7 separate regions of the Homo sapiens genome follow, and all the other regions are linked to region 1. Evidence: chromatin contacts called from ENCODE Hi-C or POLR2A ChIA-PET data. All regions are on one chromosome and are shown on one strand. The core of a region is the stretch at or near the end of the contact, and the rest is flanking DNA. Distances in the headings are between cores, read along the strand shown. Region 1 holds the start of POU2F1-DT (POU2F1 divergent transcript). Region 2 holds the start of ATP1B1 (ATPase Na+/K+ transporting subunit beta 1). Region 3 has its middle 16 kb from the start of LRRC52-AS1. Region 4 holds the start of MGST3 (microsomal glutathione S-transferase 3). Region 5 holds the start of ALDH9A1 (aldehyde dehydrogenase 9 family member A1). Region 6 holds the start of TMCO1 (transmembrane and coiled-coil domains 1). Region 7 holds the start of UCK2 (uridine-cytidine kinase 2).

Region 1 (2,618 bases), core at 75-2,574:
ATATTTCCAGATTAACTAGTTAAATATTTCATTTCCTTAAGTGTGCTGGTTGGCGTGGCTCTAAATAATTAGATTACAGGGCGGTCTAATTATTTGGTTCAAACAGTCATGCACACACCCTAAGGCTTAATTACCACGAACAAATCAATCCCACCCCCAAATCGTTGCCTGTCACTGACAATAGCTTTAACTGTACTTGCACAGTTAAAGGAGTCCAACGAGCATTCTAGGACTGATGATTAAAACTTTACCCATTAAAATAATTGCACTCACTTGGAAATCAGTTTTGTTTTTAATTGTAGAACCAGCAGTTCTACCCAATTTAAACTTCAGTCATATCTCTCAAGACAGATTAACTAGAGCTGATTTTTTTTAAACTTTGCTTACCATGAAATACACCTTTCTATTCTTAAAAAACAAACAAACAAACAAAAATAGGGCTTTAAAAATTCGTAAAATAATTAGACCTGGGACTTTGTCCAGGGAATTTCGCCATTTAAGATAAAGAAAACTCAGCAACATTATGTCTAGTTACCAAGAAAGATATGTGCAACGCGAAACCTTTCCCCAATACCATATTTACTCTGAGAAACACAGCAAAATAAAATTCACGATGAAGTTACGATTTCGACATTTTTATTAGTCATCAGCTTACTGCTAGGTTTTAAAAGGTGTTCCAAGGCGGGAAGAAGGCGCGGGGGGAAGCCTCAGAATATGGGGTCTGTTTCGATTGGGGGGAGCGGCGTTAGAGGGGCGTGAAGGCAGAAAGGAAGGGTAGGGCGGAAATTAGCGACTTAATAAGACGCCTAGCTCCCGAGGAAGCCAGCCTGGCGTTAGAAGCAAGTAGAGCAGAAGAGATTTAGGGCTAATTAAAACAATCACACGACACTCCCCCTCGCGTTTGCCGGGGCCGGGTCTCCTGCACTAGCAGAGCCGGGGGCGGGGATTAGCTCGGATTCAAATTTAAAGCGGGAGGCCCGCGTGTGGCTCAGCAGGTGCCTCATGCCCGGCTCCCGTGGCGGTCGTTTCCGCCCCTACCTGCCCAGAGGGCCGGAAATTACCTAGCGAGGAGCGGCTTATCCATTGTTGCCAATGTTTCAACTGCGCGGAAACCCTGAAGAAAGTGCGGAGCACAGGGCACGCGGGCCGCTCACTGCCCTTCCACGCGCCCCCACGTTTCTGGCCGCTGCGCTCCTTGCCGTGCTTTTACAATGCCACAGGCCACTGGGGGAGACCGGAGCGAAGCCAGGAGGGAAGCAAGGCGGGAGGAAAAGGGAGAAGTGTAAGAAGACACAGGCGCCCGGGATACTATATAATCTGGTTCTGAGCTAGAGGGAGCGCATGCGCCGGCGACACTTCTGGCGGCAGGAGAAAGGCGCGCATGCGCAGAGCCGAGACGAAAAATGAAGCCACAGGGTGCCTGGCTGATTGAGGGCGCTGCTTTAGCTACCGAAGGGCCACAGCGCCCCGAAGGCGCGTGCGCAGAGCGCGGGAAGGGGGTGGAGCTCTTCTGAGGGGGCCGGGGCGAACAGAGCCGGCCTCGCGCGCCCCCTGGCGCGCGCCCGGGGAGAGGAAGGAGCGGGAGGGGGCGGAGAGGAGGGAGGAGGCAAGCAGGGCGGGAGGGGGGAGGGGAGCCAGAGCGAGGGAGGGTTTATCGACCGGGCGATTTTGGTTAAAATATTCAAAATGGCGGACGGAGGAGCAGCGAGTCAAGATGAGAGTTCAGCCGCGGCGGCAGCAGCAGCAGGTAATCATTACAGCATTTTACATATTCATATTCATACTCAACCCCGGCTCCCGCTGCCCCCCCCCGCGACTTAGCATAATTTATTAGTACTCAGGATTATTATAATTAACGGCGGGGAGATGGGGGGCCGGGGAGCATTGAGCCCCCGCCGGGCGCTGAGCGGAGGGGGAAAGAGGCTCGGAGCGGCCAGGCGGAGGGGGAAGACAAGGGGCAAAGGGGGCTGCGATCCACTGCCCTCCTCCTGCACCCGGCCCACCCCGCCGCCGCTCGCCGTCTGCCCGTCGGCACCGGCCCTCCTCCTCTGCCGGCCGCCGCTGCCGCCTCCTCGCCGCCGTGCCCGAACCCGAGCGGGTCCGCGGCGGGGCGGCGGGGCCGGGGCAGAGGGAGAGGACAATAAAGACATTTTACATATTCATAGCTGCTGGGCCGGCGGGGCGCAGTAGGGCGCGGGCGGGCGGCCGGGGCCGGGCGGGCGCGGGGTGGGGGGCGTGAAGGGGGATGGAGGCGGCGGCGAGCACAATGCCGGGGAGGCGGCGGGGCCGGAGCGGACCCCGGCGGCCGGACACCCGCACGCGTCTTCCCCCGGGAGCGGGCCCGGGCGGGGGGGCGCTGCCCGCCTTGGGGGGCGGCCCTCAGGGCAACCGGGGGTGCGCGCGGGGAGAGCTCCCTGCCCGCGCCCCGCGCGGGGCTGAGCCCGGGGGTCACGGCCCCAGGCACTTCGGCCTCGCCCCACTGGTCCCCAATGTGGTGGCCTGACCCAAGCCAGGCCTGCTCTCTAGGTGGGTAGGGGTGAGCGGTCGTGGGCGCTGCGAGGTGGCCTGGGGCGGCGGGGGTGGGGAACCCGCGCAGGGGTCTGCGTGCCCCCCCTGGG
Region 2 (2,618 bases), core at 36-2,535, 1.9 Mb after region 1:
GGTCTGCAACATCTTGCCCTATGCGCTAGGTTTTCCCAAAGGTCCTTTGGCTCCAAGAATTTTACAGCAGAACAAAGGGATCGATACCCCCAAGGGGGCATAAAAGCATGCCAATGAGAATACCCGCCGCCGACCGGGCACCAAGAAAGTCCTCGGTGGCTGGGTCACGTGCAGATATTGTTGCCTGGGGTCTAGACTGGCCTGAGTCTCAATTGGTTTCTACGGGACAACTCACTGCGGGCTACCGCCCTGGGTGGGTTTGGCAATTGTCCTGCTCGAGGTGGTTCAGGCCGCCCACAAGGGGCACAGCCGGGCAGTCAGGAACCGGGGCTGCCGGCTGGGCTGGCCTGCAAAGAAGAGGGAAGGGCCGGAACTGCAACCGCAGTGGCGGGGAGTGCGAGGGGGCGGCAGGTGCAGGAGCGGGAGGCGGGGCGGAGCTGGGCAGAGTCCTCGCCAGTCCGGCGTCCCGGAGTGACCTTCCCCCACCCCGCCAGCGCCCAGGAGGGGTGGACCCACAGCCCAGGGAGGCCGAAAGCGCGGGCGGGCAGGCAGAGGCGTGGAGGCTGGGCCAGGACTGCCGGGCTGGGGTCCTCGAGGCTCCGGGCGACCCAGGTGCGGATCCCCCAGCCACGGAAGGGGCGGTTCACGCCCAGCCGGGAGCTGGGAGGGGGCTGCGCGGCGCTGCCTGCGCGTCCCTCACCGCCGCCCCCGCCTCCTCCTCGCCCCGCGCCCAACGCCCCGCGCCCAGCGATCCAAGCGGCCCCTCTAGCCCCGGCGGCTCCTTTGTGCCGGCCCCGAACCCGCCCTCTCGGGCCGAGTCCCTGCCCCTGGCGCCGGCGATTGGCCACCGGGCCGCTAGAGGGCGGGGCGCACGGCCGCCGGGGCGCGGTATATAGTAAAGGTAGGGCGGGCGCAGCCAATTCCTCGGCTCCTGGCGGGAGTGCCGGTGGCGCCCCGCAGTCCGCTTGTCCGTCCTTCCCTCTCTGACTCTCCTACCCCGGGCCTGTCTCTGCAGAGGTCAGGGGAGGCGGGGGCCCAGCACACGTCCCCAGTGGCAGCGGGAGCGGCAGCTACGGGTTCGCGGAGCCCCCGACCCCCCAAGGGCTAGAGGAGCGCTCGGCGGACCAAAGAAAGCCCGCGAGCGGCTGCGCGCCCACCAATAGGTGCGGGGCTCGGAGCCGCGCAGCCTGCGCCGTCCCTCCCTCCGCCCCCGCCCCGCCGCCGCCGCCGCCGCCGCCTCCCCCTCCTCCTGCTCCTGCCTTGGCTCCTCCGCCGCGCGTCTCGCACTCCGAGAGCCGCAGCGGCAGCGGCGCGTCCTGCCTGCAGAGAGCCAGGCCGGAGAAGCCGAGCGGCGCAGAGGACGCCAGGGCGCGCGCCGCAGCCACCCACCCTCCGGACCGCGGCAGCTGCTGACCCGCCATCGCCATGGCCCGCGGGAAAGCCAAGGAGGAGGGCAGCTGGAAGAAATTCATCTGGAACTCAGAGAAGAAGGAGTTTCTGGGCAGGACCGGTGGCAGTTGGTGTAAGTACGGGGTCCGCAGCTCCCGGCCGCCGCGTCTGATCTTTCCCGGGCGGCGCATCCCCTGCGCAGGGTCCGCGGCCGGTTCCGCACCCACCGCGCTGGCCGGGGTGGCGGGGGCGAGGGTGGTGGACGCTGCTGGGTCGCGCCGGCCTGGGCTTGCAGTCCTGTGCGGAATGCGGTGTCCCCAGAGTGGGGCGCAGGGTCGGGGCTGGAACACGACAGGCGGAAGGTTATGCATATCGTAGCGATCTTGGCTTGGTAATTTGCAGTCTTTCCTACCGTGCATCGGTTGAGCCTTTTACTCCTGGGAATAGTCAGGCTCTGCGAGACTACATTTGTCTCTCCCGTGTCCTGAGTCCTTAAAAAAAAAATGAGATCTGGGGTCTTGAGAGAACCTCGTGAGGTGATGGGATCTAATGCAGACGAGGTTGTGTGTTACAGCATCTTTCTTCTAGTCTAAATACGTATCTCAAAAGAGAGGAAAGAGAAGGGTGGAGAGGAATCCATCCACACTGTAGTATTTCACAGCGATGGCTAAGGATTTCCCTCCATGACCTCCCCTGGAGTCATCACCACCCAGAAATGGTTCAATAAGCTCCATTTCAGGACTCCGATTCTTAGCTTTGGCCCGAAACCTGGCAAAGTCTGGTTGTTTTCAAGGTCTACACAGACAGTTGTGGATCAGTCAGTAGGTTGGGTTGATTATGGTGAAGGGAATATAAACGCAGAGCAGCTGATCTTAAAATATTTTGTGCAGCCTGTTGCTTGGTTGGATAGACTTTTTTCCATCGAAAATTAGATTTCTTGTTTTCAGCCTCTCCGGAAAGGTGACTTTTTTTTTTTTAAAAAAAAGGTCATTTTGAAGGGCAGAGTTGTAGGCGAATCTATGAGTCGTGACTGCGTGAGGGAAGGAGGGAGGGAACTCCCCCTGCTGCATCACTGCCCCCTCCTCCTCCAACATCATCATCATCATCATCATCATCATGACCATCACCACCAACACCACTGGCACCACCACTGCAGTCATTCAGGGAGTCCTGAACAGAGGCCGATTGGTGTTCCTGCTTGGGAGGATCTGTGGGAATCGGCAGGAGAA
Region 3 (2,618 bases), core at 38-2,537, 1.6 Mb before region 1:
CCACACTGATCAGAACGTTCATGGAATTCCTCTTTGGAATCACTTTCCAAGTTACATAAGAAAACCAGTACATTCTTTAACAGTCATATTTTTTTCTTTTTCTTTTTAAATTCCAAAACGGGGTGTCTAGCTAGATCAGTTGGTAGAGCATAAGACTCTTAATCTCAGGGTCATGGGTTTGAGCCCTACGTTGGGCGCTGTGTTTCCCAGCATTTTGGGAGGCCGAGATGGGCAGATCACTTGAACTCAGGAATTCGAGACCAGCCTGGCCAACATGGCAAAACCCCGTCTCCACAAAAAAATACTAATATGAGCCAGGTGTGGTGGCGCATGCCTGTAGTCCCAGCTACTTGGGAGGCTGAGGTGGGAGGATCACTTGAGCCTAGGAGGTGGAGGCTGCAGTGAGCTGAGAGCGCCACTGCACTCCGGCCTGGGTGACAGAGTGAGACCTTGTCTCAAAAAAAGAAAGAAAGAAAGAAAAGAAAAGAAAATGGCACCAACCAGCTTATTGATCTACTTAGTTCCAGATGCTTTTTGACTATTTGCTAAAATGTGTACATACATGCATACATAAAAATAAAATAAAAACGACTCGGGAAAGGAAAATATTTTTACACTGAGGATACCCAAGAATGCCGGGTACATTCTCCCACTTTCCCTTTTTGTCTGCTTATTACCCACTTCCTCCAGCAGTACCCTCCACCTTCTGACAGAAAACCAGGTCTCTTCTCTGTAAACCAAGGTGGTTCGAAATGAGATGGTGGGAATGTCCCTTACAACGGCCAGCCCCAATCCCACCGGGAGTAACTTCGACATATTCCTTTACTCTTTCTGCTTCTTTTAACATATCTGAAAATGGAAAGTAGGTAAACTGCACCTACTTCCTCAGAAGGTGGAAGGGATTCGTGGTGTAATCTCTCTACGTGGGCGGAAACACACTGTAAGCACCCAAATAACAAAATGTAAATGTCTAGCAAGTATATAAAAAAACATCAGGAAAGGTTTTTTGTTTGTTTTTGTTTTGTTTTGTTTTTGTTTTTGTTTTTCATATAAAAGGCCAAAAGTAGGGAAGTGACAGAAAGGCTGATTGCCGACCTTTTCAGAGCTTACTTATTTTAAACAATTACACTGACTCATAAAATAAAAGTATTTCTTGTGCCCCGGTCAAAAGCAAGTGGATTTTTACTTTAAGGGTGAATAATAAGAATGCTTTGGGGATGACGAATAAAAGGGCTTCCCCCGGCTAGCCGAGGCGGAGCCATCGGGGATATACCATCTCTCCTCGTCGATCTGGAAGGCTTTCTGAAGGAACTGGGGTTTGTGTCCCTGGCACGCCCGGGACCTGCGTGGGGCTCAGCGCGCTGCCAGGCGACCTCAGCAGCCCAGAGCTTCAACGGTTGCTGTGGCAACAGGCCGCCCAGAGCAGCAGTCAAAGTCCCTGCGTGAGCGACTGCACTTCCCAAGCGCGGAGAGTCTGCCCAATGAGTTCCGCCCTCTCTAGCGCGCTTTCTGTGATCCACCAATCAGGCTCTGCCACGCCCGAGCTGAGTGGTCAGCTTGCCTGGGAGGGCGGGGTTAGGGTGCAGAAACAGGACGGAGAAGGGGGCTGTATTTCCCCTGGCGTGTGAAATGGATGTTAGTGACTAAAGCTCAATTTTCCAGTTAAGGGAGGAGCCGAGACTTTTAAGTCGAGTGTTCCTGTGGGGCCAAAAGGATGGTTTCAGAGAAATCCCAGGAAGTGAGAGTGCTGGGATATGCGAGGGGCCCACGGAGCCCTCCCCTGCGTGTCTGAGATCACACCCTGCGGGTACCCTGCCGTCGTGTGCTGAAGGAGGTGACTGGATCTCGACTCCAGAGTTTGCTCCTGAGATCGAAAAACAAAACAACCCAATAATAGTAATGACAGCCCTGGGTGGGGACAGTTGCAGCAGGTCTCATGAGAAACTCACTAATTTTGTAGGTTCAGGGAAGGCGTGGGCATGTTGGTGAAGTAAGGTTCTGAGTGGAAGAAGAAAATGCTGCTTCTGGGGAAGAGAATACCGTCAGAAGGAAGGAAAGAAAGGAGGGAGTGGGAGGGGAGGGGAAATCAAGGGAGAGGAGAAGAGGGGAGGAGGGAAGGTGAGGTGAGGTGATTGGTATTCTGCCAATCCCATTCTGCACACTAGTGAGACCTAGCAAGGACTAGAGTTTCAGGGGGAAAATACGAGAATAATGAAAGATAACAGAGAGGAAAGAAAAAAGAAATAATTGAAAAGTTTGAAAGAAGAAAGACAACAGCTGAACCAATGGAGGTGAAAATAGAAGGAAATGAAAATTCTGCAAGCTTTTGTTTCATGGATAAAAGGACTGTATTTTCTGGTCCATTATCAGGATACAAGATGGAAAAAAAAGCTATTGAACTTGTGGAGAAAGTGGCTGGTTTAAATTAGTCCTGTCCCTGAAAATCCAAGCTGCGTGTTTGTCAGTCTTATGGCTGATTTAACTCATAGGCCCAGGAGAGAAAGGATAGAAGGAAGCCTGAATGACCAGCAAAGAATCTGCATCCAATCAACACTCAGAGCATGTATGCTACATTCTTCAGAAACCTTCAGGAGTCATAGACTGTGGTCAGTTCTTCG
Region 4 (2,618 bases), core at 39-2,538, 1.6 Mb before region 1:
TACTTCCTTTCAATGTTCAAGCAAAACAAAGCCCTCTCTACATCCAACATGACAGAAACCCAACATGACAGAAAGTATGAGAATGGTTGGAAATTGCTGAAACAGCAACAGTAAAGATTTAATGAGCTCTCAAAGTACCTCTAGATGTGCAAATATGACAACCCAATAAAAAGAAACACACACATAACCTAGAGCCTTCAAAAATCTAGATTTCTGCCTTTCCACACCTTAACTTGGAATCATTCAGGTGGGTTCCTAAGCATTCTCTCGGAGGTGAGGAATCCTCCAAAGAGGAGACTCTAGGAGGGGCCCAGGTGTGGCAATCTTCAAAAGGATGAGGGATGTCCAGAGGAGAGGTGGCGGGAGGGTGCACTTAAAACACGCGAAAATTGGAAACGTGCCTTCTGCAGTCAGTTCCTTCGGATTTTCCGGCATTTAGAAGCCAGTTCTACTCCTTCAGCCCGACCGTATCTGCAGGTCTCACCCAAGACCAAGACCCCCGCCCCCACCCCTCCTCCACCCGGCCTCGAGCCCCGCCCCGGACGCTGGACCCGAGCGTAACGGGAGCAGGTGTTCACATCAAAGGTCTGGGTCGCGAAGGCAGAGACTCCATGTGCCGCAAAAAAAACTCCACGGACAATTGGGAGACTCCTTTCAAAAAAACAAAACTCCGGAGCCACGCGACTCCGCGCTCAGGGGGCGTGGGTACGGCCCACCACGAGGGCAGGGCTCGGCGCCAGCTCTCGGCAAAACTAACAATATTTGTTAGGCCCTAAACAAAAAGGCCCTAACAGCGATAAATCCATTCACTTCGGGAGTGTAGCAACCTGGGACACCAAGCGCCGCCCACGCCCCAGCTACGCGCCTCAGGGACACATCGATTGAGGCGCGGCTACTTTCGCGCACGCGCCTTGCATGCCCGTGCTTCGCCCTTACAGCAGAGCGCCTAAAACCGCTACGGTGGCTCTGCTGGGGACAAATTATTCACGTCCCACTGTTCTGCAAACCCAATCCGGGAGGTATGACCTGGCTGGGACAGTTTAGGAAGATGGCCACGAAGGCACCTGGGGGAGTAGATATATGTTTTTGAGAATGAGAGGAGTAAATCGCTGGACGACCATGAGCAGGAAGAAAATTAGGCCTCCACCTCCCAACCAGTGGCCCTGAGTTGGCAACTTAGACAGCGCGCGCCAGCGCCAGGAGCCCCGCCTTGGGGGCGTGGCCGCGCGCTGGTCGGCTGGGGCGGGGCCTGCTTCTGGCCTCATCTAGCCCCGCCCCAGGCGAGGGCGCCGCACCCACACCGCGCTGCGCAGTTTTGTTCTGCTCCAGCTGTTCGAAGGTGATCCAGGTGAGTGCTAGCACCTGCGGGCAGCCACGAGCACCGGGCCGCCGGGGGCACTTCAGCCTTTGCGCAGGGCACTCCCATATTTCAGCCTATGCGAGCTGAATAGAGACCCGCTGTCTCTAACCTCCCCCCACCCTTATCAGTAAATTAGCGATCTGAATTTCCACCCTCTCTGCTCTCCCCTTGCCTTGCATCTTTTCCCTGGTGGAGTGGGTTGGGAGCGTCTAAGCGAGGCCCGACCTATTTATGTGTAACTCAGGAAAATTCTCAAGGTCAACCCTTCCTCCATTCCTTCCTTTCCTCTCCTGCTGTCCCCGGGCTCTGCAGTCTGGGGGCACCTTTCTGCCTTCCGGAGACCACCCGACCTTGCCCTCTGCTGTTCCGGCGCAGAGGATGGCGAGCCGGACACTGCCGGGGGAGTGGTTGTGCAGGCCTGATCAGTAACACTGGTTTCAGAAGTGGCCTGTGAGCAATGCACCCGCTGCGGTGGGGATGTGTTGCTAGGGACGGTCGGGAGAGCCTCTGAAGGAATTGTGTTTGTTTTCCTCCTGCCTCTTAGAATCGTTTGTCCATTTGTACTGGGAAGGTGGTCATTTCCTACCGCTGACTTAGAGCAAGAGACGCCTCTAGGCGGGTGGGGGACTCTTCAGGTTCTTCCTTGGATTTCAGAAAATGCCCCTTCTTTATGTGGGGTGGCAGCACGGAGCCGTAGGGCTACAGTAGTGGGGCAGTTGCAGGGCGGTGGAAGGCGCTGGAGACTCCTTAGTGAGTCATTCCCCGAAGTTGTGGCTTCTGCTGATACTTTCCTTGAGAGTCACGAGTTTACAAGCTACATAATAGCGTCGGGGGCAAGTAAGTGTGGAAGACGAGGTAAAGGAAAAGCAGATACTAGGATGGGTAGAAGGAGAGGCAGGGGTTAGAACTTTAATTCCTTCCCTGGGGACAGGAGATGCCCTGGAGGGGAAGGCGCTTCCGGCTCTGCAGGTATGTGCTGTTGGGCCTAGGTGTGGTCCTGCGGAATTGCTGCAGATTTTAGATTGCTGGTGGGTAGGAGCTGCAGCGCTTCTCTTGGGAAATCTGTAGATCACCTGGAGCCAGCAGTTCTGGGAGGCACCCCAGGTTATTGGTCAGAGTTACAGGCTATATTTTATTTCAGTGAATTCAGAGAGCACATTGAGTCAGATCAAGAATGTTTATTCTCATAGGAGATGAATTTAAGGAGTTAAAACTAACATATAAAATAGAAACAAATACTTTCATCCCTGGGAAGACT
Region 5 (2,618 bases), core at 80-2,579, 1.5 Mb before region 1:
AGCAAGATGAATAAATTGTGGAGAGCTCACGTAGACCATGGTGACTATGGTTACCAATACTGCATCATATACTTGAAATTTGCTAAAAGAATAGATCTTAAATATTTCACTATCCAAAAAAAGCCATTAACTATGCAGAAGCAATGGATAATTAGATTGACCGTGGTAACCATTTTGCAAGGTATACATACATTACAACACGTTTTACACCTTAAGTATATACAATTTTTATTTGTTAATTATACTTCAATAAAGCTGGGGAAGAAAGTACTGAATAAAGGTGGGGTTTTTTCCTTTCCCAATTCTGATTAATGTGCAGAAATATTTTAATATTAGAATGTGGAGACAAAGTCCTCATTCGTAGTCATTAGAAACTATCTGTGAGCGTTCCTTCATTCCCAGCACAAATGATTATCTTCCCCACAACCCCGCCCCGTTCTTTTAGAATTCCTCTCCTATGCACACATTTGAAGACAATAATACATCAGTCCTGGTTTTAAAAGGGGGAACAGTTGGCTGGGCTTGGTGGCTCACGGCTGTAATCCCAGCACTTTGGGAGGCTGAGGCGGGAGGATCACCTAAGCTCAGGAGTTCGAGACCAGCCTGAGTAACATGCTGAAAACCCGTCTCTACTAAAAATACAAAAATTAGCCGGACATGGTGGTGGGAGCCTGTAATCCCAGCTACCAGGGAGGCTGAGGCGGGAGAAGCACTTGAGCCCGTAAGGTAGAGGGCGCAGTGAGCTCTGAGATGGTGCCCCTGCACTCCAGCCTGGGCGACAGAGTGAGACCCTGTCTCAAAACAAACAAAAAACAAACAAACAAACAAAACAAACAAAAAAGGAAGTTAACAGAGGCACGACTTCCCCCACCAGTACTTTGCGAACTCTGTTCTGGCCCGGGTAAAACAACTCACGATCCTACCACGCAACTCATCAGCTTTGCTTTTCCTCCCTACCCATCCCTGCCCGGAGGCACTCGCGTTGCCCCAGAATCGCTAGTTGCCTACACACACAACCTTAGACTCTCCACTGTCACTGTCTTGTGCTCAAGTCAACGCTGCAGAACACAGGAAACGGGGGCTGGCCGGGAAATCCGCGCATCCGGCCCCAGGGCGCCCCAGCCTCCCCGGCTCGTTGCAGTTACCGGTTGCTGGCTCGAAAGCTTTCTCGGTACCGGAGGCGTCCGCCGGCTCCACGCGGGCCCCGCCGCGGTAATTGAGCGGCTGCGACACGACGAAGGTGCCAGTGCTCATGGCGGCGACAGGAGAGGGCCGAAGACTGCGAAGAAGCGGGGAGAGCGCGGCCAGGCCTGCTCGGAGAAACATGAGTGGCGGACGCAGCTCCGCGGCAGAGGCTGACGGGCCGCGGGAGGGGCGGGGCCGCGGGAGGGGCGGGGCCGCGGGATCGGTTCTAGGAGATTTTAGGGGCAGTCACTCGATTCCTCTGCGGTCCAGGCCAGGCCCTCCCCTCGCCAGGAGGGTGGAGCAAGACACCACATTCTCCCCACCACCCCGCCATACCCCACACAGTCTCCAGGCGGGAAGAGGACTTCCTTCTTCGTGATCAATATTTGCGTAGCACTTTGCAAGTGTTTTCGGGTTCATCATTGCATGTAAGCATCCTAGGATCCCATTCTTAATCCTATCGCCTGAAGAAGGCAGAGGATTGGAGTGCCAAGAGTCTTTGGTGGTTACTTCACTGCTAAACCACCGTTTCTGTAATTGTATAATGCTTTTTAAAGGGTGACAGTAAAAAGCAAGGGGACTGTGAACGAGATAGATGATATTGTGATCTGAAACTGCTTTTTAAATTCTTAAAGAGAGACTGGGCGCTGTGGCTCTCACCAAGGCTGGAGGATCGCTTGAGCCCAGGAGTTTGCGGGCAACAGAGAGAGATCCCGTGTCTATAAAAAAATAAAATAAAAATAATAAAAATTGGGCCGGGCGCGGTGGCTCACGCCTGTAATCCTAGCACTTTGGGAGGCCAAGGCGGGCAGATCACCTGAGGTCAGGAGTTCGAGACCAGCCTGACCAAAATGGTAAAACCCCGTCTCTACTAAAAATACAAAAATTAGCTGGGTGTGGTGGCGGGCGCCTGTAATCCCAGCTACTTGGGAGGCTGAGGTGGGAAAATCGCTTGAACCCGGGAGACGGGTTGCAGTGAGCCGAGACTATGCCATTGCACTCCAGTCTGGGTGACAAGAGTGAAACTCAGAAAAAAAAAAAATTATCCAGGTGTGGTGGCACACGCCTGTGGCCCCAGGTACTTGGGCGGCTAAGGTGGGAGGATCCCCTGAGCCCCGGGGGTCCAAGCTTGCAGTGAGCTATAATCGTGCCACTGCACTCAGGCCTGGGCAACAGAGCGAGACCCTGTCTCAAAATAAATAAATTCTGAAGGAGCAATGTAAATGCTATTAATGACAAATATTGATAGAAACAGAAGCCTAACATACAGAATACGAAGAGCAAAGGCCACAGGAAAAAGTGTCAGGAAACAAAATGCCTTCTGTAAGACAAAGCAGCCACCCAGAGGCACTCACAGGTCTGTCAGCTGAGGGATCTTGCACAAAGGTTCATTCTTCTCACCAAACTTCCATGCACCTCCAGTAGAGACTTTG
Region 6 (2,618 bases), core at 89-2,588, 1.5 Mb before region 1:
AAGATTTCCATATTTTTGCTCATATGTTATTTCTTTACCTGGAATTTCCTTTCCCCATTTCATTCTCTATCCAAATTCTAACTATCCACAAGGAACTGCAAGGCCATCAGCATCATGAAGGCTACCATGGTTCCTCACAACTGAATGAAGCCTCTTCTTCTTTTTTTTTTAAAGACAAGTCTCACTATTGCCCAGGAGGCAGTGTAGTGACACCATCGTGGCCCACTGTAGCCTCAATCTCCTGGGCTCAAGGGATCCTCATGCCTCAGTCTCCCAAATAGCTGGGACTATAGGTGTGTACCACCATACCCAGCTAATTTTTTCTGTAGGGACGAGGTCTCCCTATGTTGCCCAGGCTGGTGTCAAACCCCTAAGTTCAGTCCTGCCTCAGCCTTCCAAAGTGCTGGGATTAACAGGAGTAAGCCACTGCGCCAGATTGAACCTCTTCTTTAGAACCACCACAGCACATAACATGTATCTGCTACGCCCCTCACTTCCCTCTAGTTGGTATTACACATTTTGCATAAAAGTCTTCTATTTCTAAATAGGCTTCAAGTCAGGTTCATCTTTGTATCAGCTGGTGCTCTTAAAATATTTATTGTGAACATGGACTTAATGAGCTTGACGTGTTGAAATTATTTCTAATGTGTTGCCATACTCACATTTTTTACTCTGTTTTTCCACTTCTGCCTTCAGTCTCTTGTACTTGTCTGTCCTGTAAACCAGGACCCAGGTTATGCCTAAAACATTAAAAGCAACATGTTAATAGAGAAATGACTGGAATGATCACAACAAACAAAGTGGTTACTGTTGGAGAAGGAGGAATTCCAACTTTTCGCTTTGTATTTACCCATAGTTAACTTTTTTCAAAGGCTAATACAACTGACTCTTCAGCCAAAACAACAGTAACATGATGTGAAGGTGTCTCCACAAATACCCAAGTGAAATCTACCTGAGACCAAAGAAAACTCGGCAATCGACTCCATACTCCCCTCCTGCTCCTGTTCACGAGTTGCCCAGAGATTCCCTGAAGTGGAGTAGATGAGCCTCTCAAGCAAGTAAGGCTCGCGATCTTTCCCCTGGTGGCACAGGGGACCCCGGGGCCCTTCCTCCCGGGGACTGATCAAACGTCTGAGAAATACCCGCTCTCACCCTCTGCGAGCAGAGCCGTGCACACAGAGATAAAAACGATGAGGAGAGTGTCCGCGAACATAGTGCTCATCTCGCACCTTCGTCTCTGCACTCTCACCCGCCAGGGGGAAAGCGCTCTACAGCCAGGAAAAGTGAAGCGAAAACGGCTTCCGTAGACTCCGCCACCACCGAGTAACAGACCAACTCTGACAGCCCGAAGATCGCACTTCCGCTTCCGGGGCATAGCACCGGAAAGGCTCGTATCGGAGAACGGTGTGGCCACGAGAGTCTAGAGGAAACCAACCCGCAACTCACTGGAGCTGAAGGGCTGGTAGTCAGGCCGAATCTCGCGAGAATTGGAACTATTTCAGAGCCAGAGGAGGATAGTGGCGGCGGCGAACTTTGCCCGGTAGATTTTACTGACTGGGGTGCTGGCGCGCGCCTTTTTCTCGGCCAGAATCCAGTTATTGGGATAGTCTTGACTTCTACCTCAGCCCAACTTCTGTGGTCGTAATATTAGTTTAGCTTGGGTTTGCCGTGAAGTAAGAAGACTGACTTCCGCAAAGGTACTGAACGACTGGGTGTAGGTGCCAGGGCATGGACGTGAAGCTGGAACCGCGAAATGAGTTAGTTGTGGGCCGCTGGCCTCAAGGAGCGAACGTCAGCGCGAAGAGGAGAAGCTTGTGCATACGCTCTGATAAGGGTTTTAATAGAGGTATTACCACAGTGCTGCGTGACACGGTTGAGAGAGTGGTCAGAAGAAGCTAATGAAAGGAATTGAAGCAGTGCCTTAGGGGAGTAGGAGTACTTTTGGAGATAGCAAAGGACTTTCTAGGCAAAGTGGAAGTCAAAGCACGGATGCCTGAAAATTCATAGTGTGATAGTGCAGTGAGTAATGTATCTAGAGAAGGGGTCTTAAACCCAGATGCCTAGACTGGCGAGAGAAAATAAATTATCTTATGCAAGCTGAGCCTAAACAAATGGTGGAAGTTACTACGATGGATAAGTGAGCATTAAGTTCATCTGAAAGGAGAATTTGATACCCAAATCCAACCCATTTCTCTAGGAGAATGAGCACCCAGTTTCTGAGATGTCTTCGTTTCTCAGGAAAATCCAGAAATCCTGGGTTTTATGTGAAACTTAATTTATAAGTGTTGCTAACTAATTAAAATTCAAAAATGTCTCAGCAGCGTGGTTTCAGCCATTGTAGACGGTTTCAGCTTTTTCACACTGGGGTGTGTGTGTGTATGGGTGAAAACCTGGAAGCTGGCTGAGCTGTATCCTCTTGTACTTCCTCCTATCATTGGTGTTTTTTTGTTTGTTTGAGATGGAGTTTCACTCTTGTTGCCCAGGTGGAGTGCAATGGCACAATCTCGGCTCACTGCAACCTCTGCCTCCGGGTTCAAGCCATTCTCCTGCCTCAGCCTCCCAAGTAGCTGGGACTACAGGTGCCCGTCCCCACGCCCAGCTAATTTTTTGTATTTTTA
Region 7 (2,618 bases), core at 84-2,583, 1.4 Mb before region 1:
TCTGGTATCCTTTTTTTTGTTTTGTTTTGTTTTTGTTTTTGTTTTTTGACACAGGCTCTGGCTCTGCTGACCAGGCTGGAGTGCAGTGGGGAGATCATGGCTCACTGCAGCCTCGATTTCCCTGGCTTGAGAGAAAATTATTTTTTTCAAAATAATCTTCAATTTAAGGTAATTTACTAAGTTTCAAAAGATAATGCTATTGACGTAAATTCTGTTTTAGATTGTAGGCCCCATCAGCTCATTGATACTAGTCCCAAGTTCACAGGAGAAGAGACTGGAAGTTACTAGGCTAGTCCTGCCTCTCTCAGGTGTGTCCCAGCAAAACTTTTCTTTCCAGTTTCAGCGCTTTAGAAACCTTTTCTCTTCAAACACTAATACAGGGCCTAGACTGTACCAGCACTGTTCTGAGAACTTTACATACACTAATTCATTTAATTCTCACAAAAATCCTGGGATGTAATTGCCATTATTATTCCCATTTAACAGATAAGAACACTGAAGCACAGAGAGATTAAGTAACTTGCTCAGGGACCTGGATGTGAATGCAGAAATCTGGCTCCAGAGGTGGAGTCTGAAACTGCCTTTCTAAGTGACTGATTGCCAATCTCTGGAAAACCGTTCAATTGAAGATATTAATGGATCAAAATGTCAGTATGTTTTCAGATACCCTAACTCCATAGGAAGCTCAGTGTATGGGATGAGATACTGTGGTTTAGAAGGGAATTGCTTTTCCAACGGAGGGCACCCTTCAGATAAGCCCCTCAAATTGCCCTTCACTAGAGAGTCGCACGAGGACAGGCCTGCTAAAAAGGATGGCGCTGGGGGGTTTCCAAGACAGGAAATATCTAAAGCCAGCGGCTGACATATTATCTTGGCGAACGGGAGAAGGGAAAAAGAACCCTCATTTTTTGGAAACACAAGTTTTTAGCCTGGATAATGGGTAAATGACATTAACTCTTCGTTCCACACTAATCTTTCAAGCTTGTTCAAATTTTGCTTCTCAAACCTGGGCCATTCCTTCTTATCTAATCTGCCTATTATTTCCTTCAAGCTTTTTATCCCTTCTGAAAATAGGTGGTAGCATACCAAATTAAAATACAGAACAGCCTGTTTCTTTCCCCCAGGGTCCACTAGGGCGCGTCGGAGAAAGGGTTAACCGGGCGGGTGGGAGGGAAGGTCGGGCTCACACCTTTCGCAGAGACCTCGGGCGGCGGCGGGGCCCGGGAGGGGCGGAGGCTGGGGCCAGACGCCTCGCCGCCTCCGCCTCGGCGAATAGCAGCGCGCTGCCCGCCCGGATTGGAGCAGCAGCATCACGCTGACCTCTGCCTGGGATGTAAACCGGACCAGCCGCTGCGGGCAAAGGAAGGCTCTTGGCTCCTTCGGGAAACCCAGCCCCGTCACCGGGCTCCGAGCGGCTCGCAGGCGAGCGACAGCGGCCTCAGCCCCGGCAGCGCCCAGCGGCGGCTGCGGAAAGCGGAGGGAGTCCGACGCGGGCGCGGGCGGGGAGCGTGCGTCCGTTCGCACAGGCAGCGGGAGGAGGGGCGGCGCGAACCATGGCCGGGGACAGCGAGCAGACCCTGCAGAACCACCAGCAGCCCAACGGCGGCGAGCCCTTCCTTATAGGCGTCAGCGGGGGAACAGCTAGCGGCAAGGTACGGCGGGGCCCGGAGCCGCGCTCCCTTCCCGGCTTCTGTCCCTGGGCGGCGCATGTGGCCGGCGGCCGCGGGCCGTGTCAGTTGCGGCAGCCACCGCGTGGCCCGCGCGCCTCCGCTCCCGGCCGCGCTCCAGCGCCGAGTGCGCCCCGCGCGGCCTGGGGGCGCTGCGGCGGGGGCAGGCGAAGACTCGGGCCTTGGGGGTTCCGGGGGTACGCGGCCACGATCGCAGGGCGGGAGTGCTCCTCCGGCTTTTCTCCCCCCGCGTTAATAACTCGTGGCCGGGGTCCTATGGGGGAAGGGCAGGGAAGCGGATGCTTATTGTTTTGCAACTCCAGTGTCGGGGGAGAGGGCTTTCCGCAGGATCCCCCACTAACCCCCGATGGACTCCCTCAAGCCCCGGTCTGGCACAGACGTGCTCGCCCCGCGGCGCAGCCTGGTGCCGAGGGCGGAGCGAGCCGGGAAGCGCGGCCGAGAGGGCGAGGGTGGCGGGAACGCGCGAGGCGGCATCCCGGGGAAGGGGAGCCCAGTGTGGGGCTGCACGCAAGGGCTGGGGATTACAGGGGTTTCCGGGTAAAAGTCTGAGAGCCAAATAGGTGCCGTGACATCAATGAAACGATAATAGTAGGGGCTTCTGTTTTTTAAGGTTATAAGAGGAAACGTGGTCGGCTTCAATGAGAAAGTTGTACTGGCTCCAAGCTCTTCGGTGTCCAGGACGTACGCGTCTTGGATCCACGGAAGGGGGTCATCGTATGGGTGTCTGACCCTCTTAGGAGCCTGTTTCCTTTGTTTTATCCGCAAGGCAAGGAGAGACAAGGGAAATGACTTCCTAGCTTTACCCGGGGTTTTTTCTGCAGGTGGAGAAGGGTGGAGTCCTCCCAGATGGTTCTTTCTTTGCTCCCCTAACAGCCTTTAAGATGTGGCTACTTGTTTTTCCCACCGTTTAACACCCTCCAACTTCATTTG

The links. A loop is a pair of places that touch in the nucleus more often than their neighbours do. ChIA-PET counts read pairs that join two places held with the same protein, here RNA polymerase II (POLR2A). Pooled maps may share reads with other maps.
Region 2: a pooled map shows a loop between it and region 1 (6-fold over the local background). The contact joins the promoter of ATP1B1 here to the promoter of POU2F1-DT in region 1. A Hi-C loop is called at or near these places in 6 of 50 pooled maps. POLR2A ChIA-PET finds 5 or more read pairs at or near these places in 2 of 52 experiments (MCF 10A and naive thymus-derived CD8-positive, alpha-beta T cell).
Region 3: a pooled map shows a loop between it and region 1 (12-fold over the local background). The contact joins the enhancer-like site here to the promoter of POU2F1-DT in region 1. A Hi-C loop is called at or near these places in 6 of 50 pooled maps. POLR2A ChIA-PET finds 5 or more read pairs at or near these places in 2 of 52 experiments (PC-9 and WTC11).
Region 4: a map of PC-9 shows a loop between it and region 1 (7-fold over the local background). The contact joins the promoter of MGST3 here to the promoter of POU2F1-DT in region 1. A Hi-C loop is called at or near these places in 3 of 168 maps with a recorded cell type or tissue (PC-9 and naive thymus-derived CD4-positive, alpha-beta T cell), 7 of 37 single-sample maps with no recorded cell type and 20 of 50 pooled maps. POLR2A ChIA-PET finds 5 or more read pairs at or near these places in 2 of 52 experiments (GM10248 and MCF 10A).
Region 5: a loop to region 1 is called in a pooled map, with 11 times the contacts of the local background. The contact joins the promoter of ALDH9A1 here to the promoter of POU2F1-DT in region 1. A Hi-C loop is called at or near these places in 2 of 37 single-sample maps with no recorded cell type and 14 of 50 pooled maps. POLR2A ChIA-PET finds 5 or more read pairs at or near these places in 3 of 52 experiments (GM12878, MCF 10A and OCI-LY7).
Region 6: a loop to region 1 is called in a map of B cell, with 21 times the contacts of the local background. The contact joins the promoter of TMCO1 here to the promoter of POU2F1-DT in region 1. A Hi-C loop is called at or near these places in 2 of 168 maps with a recorded cell type or tissue (B cell and naive thymus-derived CD4-positive, alpha-beta T cell), 2 of 37 single-sample maps with no recorded cell type and 15 of 50 pooled maps. POLR2A ChIA-PET finds 5 or more read pairs at or near these places in 2 of 52 experiments (Caco-2 and HEK293).
Region 7: a pooled map shows a loop between it and region 1 (7-fold over the local background). The contact joins the promoter of UCK2 here to the promoter of POU2F1-DT in region 1. A Hi-C loop is called at or near these places in 15 of 50 pooled maps. POLR2A ChIA-PET finds 5 or more read pairs at or near these places in 2 of 52 experiments (PC-3 and WTC11).

Annotation. Positions count from the first base shown.
Region 1 is chr1:167,219,212-167,221,829 of GRCh38, forward strand. POU2F1-DT (POU2F1 divergent transcript) reads right to left here and starts at 1,325. Exons shown (of 1, transcript NR_185889.1): 1 at 620-1,325. POU2F1 (POU class 2 homeobox 1) reads left to right here and starts at 1,675. Exons shown (of 16, transcript NM_002697.4): 1 at 1,675-1,747. The coding sequence starts at 1,687. RefSeq lists an enhancer at 1,258-1,367 and silencers at 1,548-1,647, 1,998-2,147, 2,368-2,618.
Region 2 is chr1:169,105,405-169,108,022 of GRCh38, forward strand. ATP1B1 (ATPase Na+/K+ transporting subunit beta 1) reads left to right here and starts at 1,286. Exons shown (of 6, transcript NM_001677.4): 1 at 1,286-1,522. The coding sequence starts at 1,426. RefSeq lists enhancers at 1-276, 767-1,061, 850-1,422, 1,423-1,995 and a silencer at 334-1,253.
Region 3 is chr1:165,596,789-165,599,406 of GRCh38, forward strand. It overlaps the pseudogene TRK-CTT13-1. Among named protein-coding and RNA genes, the nearest start is that of LRRC52-AS1, 16 kb to the left of the region's middle. Within about 2 kb of position 1,288, at least 30 of the 41 ENCODE cell types and tissues checked have a DNase peak (open chromatin) inside an H3K27ac peak, as active enhancers do; they include PC-9, where a contact is called at or near this core.
Region 4 is chr1:165,629,946-165,632,563 of GRCh38, forward strand. It overlaps MGST3 (microsomal glutathione S-transferase 3), which reads left to right and starts at 1,289. Exons shown (of 6, transcript NM_004528.4): 1 at 1,289-1,348. RefSeq lists enhancers at 210-740, 1,794-1,963 and a silencer at 1,124-1,363.
Region 5 is chr1:165,697,233-165,699,850 of GRCh38, forward strand. ALDH9A1 (aldehyde dehydrogenase 9 family member A1) reads right to left here and starts at 1,330. Exons shown (of 11, transcript NM_000696.4): 1 at 1,146-1,330. The coding sequence starts at 1,326. It also overlaps the pseudogene CA14P1. RefSeq lists enhancers at 1,066-1,295, 1,139-1,721, 1,586-1,765 and a silencer at 1,326-1,515.
Region 6 is chr1:165,767,530-165,770,147 of GRCh38, forward strand. TMCO1 (transmembrane and coiled-coil domains 1) reads right to left here and starts at 1,339. Exons shown (of 7, transcript NM_019026.6): 1 at 1,153-1,339; 2 at 663-740. The coding sequence starts at 1,222. It overlaps TMCO1-AS1 (TMCO1 antisense RNA 1), which reads left to right and starts at 1,400. Exons shown (of 3, transcript NR_125374.1): 1 at 1,400-1,846. RefSeq lists enhancers at 950-1,626, 1,627-2,302.
Region 7 is chr1:165,826,281-165,828,898 of GRCh38, forward strand. UCK2 (uridine-cytidine kinase 2) reads left to right here and starts at 1,334. Exons shown (of 7, transcript NM_012474.5): 1 at 1,334-1,652. The coding sequence starts at 1,554. RefSeq lists silencers at 1,123-1,372, 1,453-1,932, 1,993-2,222 and an enhancer at 1,688-2,241.